Linked DNA regions of Homo sapiens: region 1 is linked to region 2. A link is an interaction called in ENCODE POLR2A ChIA-PET data of the cell type or tissue named here. Cell type or tissue: Panc1. All regions are shown on one strand.

Evidence for each region. Peaks named below come from ENCODE experiments on the same cell type or tissue, not always from the same donor. Only the 100,000 strongest peaks of a DNase experiment are listed, where the experiment ranks them.
Region 1: POLR2A ChIA-PET joins it to region 2 with 5 read pairs; 6 of 35 experiments call an interaction of 5 or more read pairs at or near these places.

What each region holds. Positions count from the first base shown.
Region 1 is chr2:54,902,152-54,907,151 of GRCh38, forward strand. EML6 (EMAP like 6) reads left to right here. Exons shown (of 42, transcript NM_001039753.4): 23 at 893-1,045; 24 at 1,220-1,351. Among named protein-coding and RNA genes, the nearest start is that of RTN4, 150 kb to the right of the region's middle. RefSeq lists an enhancer at 1,485-2,684. In Panc1, no CTCF peak of the experiment used is centred here; a DNase peak (open chromatin) is centred at 2,070; H3K4me3 peaks cover 1,301 bases; H3K27ac peaks cover 4,977 bases.
Region 2 is chr2:54,954,363-54,959,362 of GRCh38, forward strand. It overlaps EML6 (EMAP like 6), which reads left to right. Exons shown (of 42, transcript NM_001039753.4): 33 at 3,428-3,636; 34 at 4,742-4,899. Among named protein-coding and RNA genes, the nearest start is that of RTN4, 94 kb to the right of the region's middle. In Panc1, no CTCF peak of the experiment used is centred here; a DNase peak (open chromatin) is centred at 1,939; H3K27ac peaks cover 4,868 bases.

The sequences.
Region 1 (5,000 bases), 52 kb before region 2:
CTTAATATTTAAAAAAAATGGTTTCTGGAAATTTTATTATAGAACTCCTATTCTTAAATATTACCTCTTTTCTTCGAAGCAAAGATACTGGTCCTATTAACCCTATACTCCTTTTCTCCATTTACCCCACTTATTTTTTGGAAACCCCAGGTATTTAAATACTCATAAATGAATGAATAAACCTCATGGAAGTTGAAAATGTATTTTTGATATTATGATCTTTTTCCTTGGACTTGGGGAGAAGAGATACTTAATTTTATTTTCTTGAGACAGGGTCTCCCTCTGTCATCCAGTCTGGAGTGCCATGGCATGATCACTGCTCACTGCACCCTCCACCTCCAAAGCTCAAGTGATCCTTCCACCTTGCCTCCTGAGTAGTTGGAATTACAGGCATGTGCCACTATTCCTGGCTAATTTTTGTATTTTTTGTAGAGATGGGATTTTGCTGCGTTGCCCAGGCTGGTCTTGAACTCCAGGGCTCAAGCAATCCACCTGCCTTGGCCTCCCAAGGTGCTGGGATTACAGGCATAAGCCACTGCACCTAGCTTATTTCTTTACTTTTTGTACAGGGTGGGTTTCGCCTCTACAAAAAATAACTTTTCAACTAATTTTTAACCTACGGAATGTGGCCCAGACTGGTCTCGAACTCCTGGGCTCAAGAGTTCCACCTGCCTCGACCTTCCAAAGTGCTGGGATTACAGGCATGAGCTGCTGCGCCCAGACAAGAGGTGTCTTAAATTAGGAAGTTTTAGTTCTCACAAGTGTAGTGTCAATTTAAAGGCAGTCACGTGTCCATACATAATGCACATCATCAGATTTCTTCATCTTTTCATGTGGTTTGCTTGACAGTGAAGTTTTGGATAATAAGTGTTTTTTGTGGATTCTTCTGTAGGTGGAAGATGCTGTGCCTTTTCCCCTGATGGGAAAGCCTTAGCGGTTGGCTTGAACGATGGGAGTTTCCTGGTGGTAAATGCTGACACTGTTGAAGACATGGTCTCTTTCCATCACAGAAAAGAAATGATCTCTGATATTAAGTTTTCAAAAGGTGAAGATGACAGCAGATACTTTTTAAAATAGCACAGTCTTGGGACAAAAAATTACAAGAATGAACTATTTCAAATGTTTCTTTGACCATTTTCCCACTTTTAAAATACTAAGTTCCTGGAAGTAAATTCCTATATAAAATGCTTCGATGTTAACCCCACATTTTTCTTAACAGATACGGGAAAATACCTTGCCGTGGCATCCCATGATAACTTTGTGGATATTTACAACGTACTTACAAGCAAAAGGGTTGGCATCTGTAAAGGTGCTTCTAGTTATATTACACACATTGACTGGGACTCTAGAGGTAAAGTATGTTGTGGCTTTTAAAATAGAATTTCTGTGTTTAAAAAATGTCCATTTATGCATTGTTTCTAGAGAGAATGGCAGTTGAGTGTTAGAAATGGGAAAGGGGAATCCCACAACAATATAAACGACTGTAATTTTACAACCCAGAGGCAGCTGCTGCTAACATTTTGAATACTTTTTCCATCTTTTTACGCTTAGGATGATTATTGTCACTATTGATTCAAGCCATTGAGTTTTAAGACAGTTAAAGATACATGATGCCTTTTGTTATCATAGCAAGCCACCACCTCACCTTTAGTTGGGAGTGCTTTCTCCTTGTCTTGGGTCCCCTCATCCTCCTCCTGGCTGGTTTCCCTTTTCCACCCAAAGCTCCACCTCTTGGAGAACCGCCCAAAAAGGCTCAAGCAAATTTCCTCCTCCAGCAGAGGTAGAAATCTACATTCAGCCTGCCTAAAATTTCTCTGCTCTATAAAACTCCCAACCTACTCCTACCTCCTCCAAGTCATGCCCACAAATGCCATGAGGATTTGTCTATTTAATAACTCTAGCTTTTATGGTGTTGCATAGTCTTAAGCTAGCAAATGTGGAGGCTCTGGAAGTGAGTAAGACATGGTTTCTGCTCCCTGTGGAGTTTATAATTGAGTGAGGGAGATACTTATCCATAAATAATACAAGAGCACAAAATGGGTACCGTGTGAGTAAGCAGTGGTGAGTCACAAGGGAAGTGGTGAGCAGGGACTCCGAATGGGCCACGGCAGCATTCAGTACCCAGGGTGGAACATTGCACTATAGGGTGAGTCACTCGTAAATCCTATCCTCAAGACTCGGCTGATGTTGAGAGTCTGGAGCGGGTACTTGGGAATGGACAGCATTCCCACCTTCAGAGACGTTGTAGTCCACTGTGGTAGAGAAGCACCAAGCCCAATGTATGCTCTGAGGGAAAGCTCCTTGGAGGTAATCCATGGAGCCTCTGTAGAAGGGAGTGACCTTTGAGGTTGATCTTGAGAGATAAGGAGAAATCCACCAGATAGCGCTATCAAGGAAGAGCCATTCCAGGCAAAAGGAATATGGCATATGAAGAGTGAAGGTGGGAAGAACCAGGGGGTGATGAAGAAATAGAAGTGCTCAGTGGCTGAGGGTGTGAAGGGAGGGGAATGTGGAGACACAGGCTGGGATAGAGCAGAACTTTCATGCTGAACTGTGTACTTGTAGGCACTATGTAACTCTGAGGGATCTAGCGTGGGGCATTCCCTCCCATCTTGGGGAGAAGAAGTGAGCCTGGAGTTGGAGCAATCAAATTAATCAGGAGAACGATGATGAAGGCCTCTGCCAAAAAGGTTATTTCAGAGTATTTCTTGGAGTAGTGGCCATAGACCAGGACTTGGAAACCCTTCTGCCTGGCAGGTATTTAGTTGTAACTATACTTGCCACACTGGAATTTGGACTTTATTTCAGCTTTACAACATTCAGGAGTTTTATACGGTGCAGTAGATAGAGAAAAAAGCATGTGATGCATTGCATTTATAAAAGGTACAAGTCCCAACAAGGGCAAAGGGAGATCAGATAAGTCTGTTTCGCTTTCATGTCAGGGCAGTGCTGGCCAGACAAAGTGCCGAGGGCTTTGACCGGCATTTATGACCAGGCAGGGCACTGTGACTTTATCTAGGAACTGGTGAGGCCGATGAAAGCAGCTGCTTCTCAGACCCTTCTTTGATATTCTCTGCTTTTTTTTTTAAAGCAGTGATTTCTCCCTATTTATTATCTTGCTATTCTCTTGCCAGGTAGAATAGGGTCTGATTAACTTTATTTAGAATCCGACACACACACACACACACACACACACACACACACACACACACACACACACACACACAAAATACCTGATACAATACGTGAAATCCCACCACTCAATGACTATTAGGGATTAAAACCCATTATTGTTTCTATTACGGAGTGAAGAGTCCAGAGAAAAGAGGGTATATATAGAGTAAATTTTGACTGGGAAGATTTCTTAATTATTTTGAATTGTGAAGTACACATAACAAAAATGTACCATTTTAATCATTTTTTAAGTGTACAGTTCAAGGACGTTAAAAACATTGACACTGTTGTGCAACCATCACTGCCCCCATCTCAGAATTCTTTTCATCTTGTAATACTGATGACATTCCCATTAAATGATAACTTTTCATTTCCCCAACACCTGGCATCTACCATTTTACTTTCTGTCTCTATGAATGTAACCACTCTAGGTACCTCGTATAAGTGGAAGCATACAGTATTTGTCTTTCTATAATGGGCTTATTCCACTTAGCATAATGTTCTCAAGATTCCTCCATGTTGTAGCATGTGTCAGAATTTCCTTACTTTAAAGACTGAATGTTTAATTTTATGTATAGACTGTATTTTGCTTATCTATTTGTTGAGGGGCACCTGTGTGGCTGCCACATTTCAGCCACTGTGAGTGATGCTGCTATGAACATGGATGTACAAATATATCTTCAAAACCCTGCTTTCAAGTATTTGAGGTATATGCCCAAGGGTGTAATTGCTGAATCATATGGTAGTTCTATTTTTAACTTTTTGAGGAATTACTATACTGTTTTCCATAGCAGCTCTACCATTTTATATTCCCACCAGTTGTACACAAGGGTTCAAATCTCTCCACATCTTTGCCAAAGCTTATTTTATGTGTTTATTTTGATAATAGCTGTCCTAATGGATATGAAGTGTATCTCATTTTGGGTTTCATTTGCGTTTAGGGAGTTTGTTTGTTCTTAATTCTGCAAATGTATAGGCCCTGTGTCAGATGGTGGGGATATAAAGAGAAGTAAGTCCCAGATAGAAAGCACAAGATCTCGGCCAGGATCAGGGGGATGCTGCTGTGGAGGGGCCTGGGGGAAGGTCTGTGTAAAGTCCCTCGATATGGAGCCATCACTTGGTGGAAAGAGAAGCAAACCTCCCTATTTCCATAATCTTGCCCAAGGCCAGCCTCTTAGAGCTCAGGATGCTGAGGGAGGCTCCTGGGAATGAGCAGGAGAGGAGTGGAGTCAAAGGTCTTTGAAAAGCCACCATGCTTCTCATTGTAAGGGTCCCTGCAGGCAGGTGAGGGGGTCAGACCAAGTGCTTTCTGTGGATTGAGAGTAGTAGAGACACTTCTGATTTTTAGGGAGGAATTACACCATCTGGAGAATAAGAGCAAGAATACCTGTGAATCTTCCTTGATCTAACTCCACTAGCCATGAGACATGTGTCATCCTGATATTCCTGCATTCCCAACACCTCAGTCCCCAAAATGCCTGATCTCGAGAATGTGCCATGCTGCCTCAAGACCAGCCTAGCTTTCACAGCAGGGGCCTCCAGAGTCTGGCAAGGTTGAGAGCAGAATTTAGAAGCAGGGTTCTGTTTCATGCCTTTGATCCTGTCGAAAATAGTGAAAGCATTTGCCAGAGCCAGCTGGCTTCTCAGGGTGGGGGATGGCACAGCCGCCAGCCTCAGCAGCCTCTTGTGCCCATGGCAACTACAGGTCCTTGGAAAACCAAAAAGTGCACTGGGCTTTTGCAGGAACATCAGCTACCCCTGAATGAAAGCTCCAGCATGGAATGCTTGAGAAAGAAAAAATGTATGGAGGGAGAGAAAACATAGAA
Region 2 (5,000 bases):
TGGCCAGGGACTCCAGGGCCCATTAGTGAAGGGGCTCTGAGGAGGTTCCCCGATGTTGGCAGCCCTCCTCCTCGGAAGGCAGCAGCCTCCCCGACATCTGTCTTAGCCACCTTCCTACCCAAGGGTCCTTGTCTTCCGTGCTCTTTCTGATGGCCCCTGGATCCTACTACAGCCCTATCACTTTGTCTGCTTTATTTTAGGAAATGGGATCATGTTTTATCATAGTCTCAGAAACATTTAAATTTTTTTTTTAACATTTTAACACTTTTGAAATAGGGATTTATCTTACAATCCAGGTTTACATTTACTGTAACAGGATTTCTTTCTAGTCCTCCCCCAATACATGCACACACACCTCACACACATGCACACACACAAGCTGCAACTGAATGTGTGGTCATCTTAGAACTAAAGATGTGCAGTCCTCCTCATATATTCTCAGGTTGGGTACTGCCCTGGCAAGAGCAGATCCAATTAGTCAGAACATTAATGAGGTCTGTCTGCAGCTAGGCAGCCTGTATCTGGGACACGCTCTACCAGGCAAGCGCAGAGGTGTCACTTCTCCCATCCAGGGCTCTGGAGTCCCATTATCTCTGCATCTTCCCATGGAGGGGGTGGTGCGTGGAGGTTGTAAAGAGATCAGCACACTGGGGGAAAGTTCCAGTCACTCCTGAGCACCCCCATATGAGGAAAAGAGCCTGACAGCTTGCAGACATTTGTAATGATACCATATTCCTTCAGAAGGTGACATGATCTATAATGTTTCTAGGAAACCACATGTTCTCATTCTCTGGTTCACCAGTATATCTCACCCAGATGGCTGCACAGTCAGTATCCCAGGGGTGCAGATTCATTCCTTGTGATGTCAAGTGGCCAACTGATTGACCAGACTCAGCCCAGAGAAATTGAGCATCTTAAATGATAGACAGAGAGCATCTTGGAGTGGGAAGAACTAGAGAAGACTTCCTGCAGTTAGGACCCATCCTAAGGAGAAATTCCTTCAAATGCACCCCTTTGTCCTTTCAAGGGGTGTGGCTTTCAAGGACCCCTTGAATACTTTCAAGGATGTGGCTCTCCTCACTTCACAAGGCAGCCCACACGCTGTCAGAAAGCTCTTGCGTAAAGCCCCTTCTTATGTGGGGACAGAAATTGCTTCATTATATGTTTCTTCTGTGCTGCTAACTGTTCCTAGATCCTTGGAAGAAAGCTCTCACACTGGCCCCACTGCACGGCCTTGTCTTTTTAGGTTCAGGCTCACTGTCTTCACTCCCTCTACCTGTCCTCCAAGCAGTGCCTGCTTTGGCCTGCCCTAGCACAGACTCTTGCTCACCCAGGGTCCCTTCTGACCTCCCAGGGGAAGGTTAGAGGAGCCAGGGCTTTTAAACAAGCTCCCGAGGAAAAGAGGAGCCTGCTCTTGTTTGTACAGAGGGTTGTGAGCCAGTGCTGATATGTGACCTATCGCTAGCCACCACCTCTTCCGGGTTGACCACGGACATGTCATTTCTCCTCCCTTCCTTCTCCAGTGTGGGTTTGCCTTCATTTCAAGTCTTACTTACAGATAAATAGCATGTGTTTGGGGAGGTTTACATACATTTTATGTATCACTAGAGAGCCTATTATTCATTCTTCATTTATTAGAGGATTGTTTTGGGGAACGTGTGTGTGTGTGTGTGTAGGTAAAAATAAAATAGACCTAAAAATGAGCTTATTACATAAAATCCATGTCGTCAGGTCCTAGGTATATGTGTAATTTGCTCTGAGCAGACTAGAAGCCAATGCAGAGAGGGATACAGGTGTCTCCACAATTAGAAGCGTCCATGAAATTAAAACAAGGAAAATATAAACAGTGGCTTTGAAAAAATGTGCAACTCATTGTTTGTTTGCACTTCTCCCATGACTGGTGAGCTGGAATCTCTTTCCTTTGTTTGCACTTCTCCCATGACTGGTGAGCTGGAATCTCTTTCCATCTCATTGGCCACTTGTATTGGCTGCTTTTGTAATCTACCTGTTCAAATCCTTTTACTACTTGGAGTGGGAGGGTTGTCTTTTACTTATAATTTGTAGTTCCTTATAGATCTCTAATGTTAATCCTCTGAATCTTATAAGCATTGCAAGTGCTTTCTTCCCGTATGTTGTGTTACTTTGTTTATGGTATCCTTGGAGACTGTGGGTCTTAAAACCTCTGAGCCCTAAGTAGAGAGAGATCTGCTACAGTAAGTCAGAGATTCCATATGCAGAGAGAATTACAGCTGGGAGAAGTTCTCTGTGGGTCCCCCTAGCCTCGCCTGGAAAGAGATTCTGTTAGGGAGTATCAGAGGGGTGGCCACAGGCCCAGCTACATCAAAACCCACCACCATCATGGTACTAGAAAGCTGTCATAAAAACAAATGCGAAGTGATGAGAACGAAGAAGAAAAAAATAGGTGTGTGAATAATCAAGGGAGGGGTGACAAGAAATCGGAACAAAAACATTCAGAGTAAGTTAAAGGGTAACAGGTTTAAAACAAAAATTTAAAACTCGAGAGCTTAAAAATAATGAGATTAAAAAAGAGGTGAGTTTAAAATACAGGCTAAAAGAATAGAAGCCAAGAAATTTTAAAAGTAGCTAAAGGAGTGATGATAATACTATTACTACTACTACTAATACTGGCTAACACATGATCACTCAGAGTATCAAGCACTGTGCTCAGGGCTTCACTTACTTCAATTCTTTTTATCTGCACTGCACCTTCTGAAATAGGAACAATTATTAGCCCCATCTTACAGGTAAGGAAACTAAAGCACAGAGAGCTTAAATAATTTGTCTAAAGTTGTTCTACAAGTAAATGGTAGAGTTGGAATTTTATTAAGACAAAGGTTAAATAAAACTCAGGAGACATAAATAAATGGGGTTAAGGAAAAATAGTACTTAAAAGGTAAAAAAATTTAAACCTAAACACCACAAACTAAAAAGGAAAACGGGGAACTTAAAGAAAATGCAGGAGAATCTTAGGAAAAAAAAAAAAAAAAAAGCTCTCTAGAGGAATGTGAGTCCCAGTGGCCCTCTGGGAGCGGCTCTGTCATCCTGTGGGGGGACGACTCCTGTGGTGATGCTGGGGACTTGATGGAAGGGGGATGGGGGATATCTTTAAGCCACTTTGCTGCCTTCTCATATCTGGAAGCTTCCATCTCACAGGCCATCCTTTCTTGCTACGTTCATGAATGCCTGGGTTGGGGGATCTGTTACCAGCACCTGCTGCTCTGGAAACTTGCCAGACACACTTTCCCCGCTGCCACCTGGGGAATAGTGTCTGAAGGGGAGAGAGTGCTGTAAAGAAGAACTGAGGCATGGCTTACGCCTGCTGGGGTGGAGACCTCCTGGGCTGCGGCTCCCCCGGCCTGGCCCATGAAGCAATGAGGAGCCTCACTGGACTCTGTCACCCACACAGGTGCCAAGGTTGCCAGCCGAGGGGGTCACCTGGAGCGCATATTTGTGGTGGAATTTCGCCCCGACTCAGACACGCAGTTTGTATCTGTCGGGGTCAAACATATGAAGTTCTGGACCCTGGCAGGCAGCGCCTTGCTTTACAAGAAAGGGGTCATCGGGTCCCTGGGAGCTGCCAAAATGCAGACGATGCTCTCCGTGGCCTTCGGTGCTGTGAGTTCTAGCAGATACTCCCTGAGAAGGGGACCCAGACCCCCTGGGCATGGGCATGGGCATGGGCAGGAGGGGAGTTTGGCCAAGAGGCTGAAAACAGCAGGAAAGCCATTTCCACATTCGCTCCTGTACTGGCTTATCTGCAACCACTGTTCCTTTTCTGTAGCACATATGGGTGGGTTGGCAACATACATATATATATTATTTTTCTGAGACAGAGTCTTGCTCTGTCACCTAGGCTGGAGTGCAGTGGCGCAATCTCGGCTCACTGCAACCTCCACCTCCCAGGCTCAAGCGATTCTCCTGCCTCAGCCTCCCAAGTAGCTGGGACTATAGGCACCTGCCACCACGCCTGGCTAATTTTTGTATTTTTAGTAGAAACAGGGTTTCACCATGTTGACCAGGCTGGTCTTGAACTCCTGACCTCAGGTGATCCGCCTGCCTCAGCCTCCCAAAGTACTAGGATTACAGGTGTGAGCCACCTCGCCTGGCCAATATTTTTTTTTTCTTAAAATATTAACCAGAAAAGGTAGGACACCCACCCAGGACAGGAGGTTTGTTGTTCTAAAGGCAACCCTGAGTTGCAAGCCCCAGAGGATATTGGGAACAATTTCCACTGTAGATAATGATCCTTTTTCTTACCAGCCCTCTTGTGCCACAGATGCCCCCAATTACCACCCTTAAGTGGGCTATGGGGTGCCCTCAGCCAATGCAAGCTCCAACTTCGTGGTCCTCCAGGAGTGGGTTTCTCCCTCTTGTAGAGGAGCCCTAGGAAAGTGTCCTTTGGCCTGGAGTCTGCCCCATCCCTGCTGTCACTTGGGCCATGCTTACAGAAGGGAAGTCCTTGCTAATGCACAGCTGTGCTCAGAGGGGAAGTCAGATGCCCAAGCCAGTTAAATATAGTGAATTTCCAAGCCAGGTGACTGCCTTGTGATGTGCTCTCGGTGATTTCTTTGCAAATTCTGCTGCTTTCCTTAGCACAAAGAGATCAAACTGCCTAGGCTGTCTGCATCTCTAGCTCTGGTTCCTTAATGAGAGAACGGGTGGCTGGGGAGGGACCCGCTTGAGTGTGTTCCGGGTGTAGAAGATGTTGTTTTGTTTACAGAACAATCTCACTTTCACGGGTGCCATCAATGGAGATGTCTACGTCTGGAAGGACCACTTCCTCATCCGGCTGGTGGCCAAGGCTCACACAGGCCCCGTGTTCACAATGTACACAACCCTTCGGGATGGACTCATAGTGACCGGCGGAAAAGAGAGGCCGTAAGCCAAAGCTCCTATGGAAACAACTTGTCGTTTGTTGTTATCTTGGGAGAAACTGACAAAAGTGTTCCCAACTTGGAGAAAATGCAGACTGTCATCCT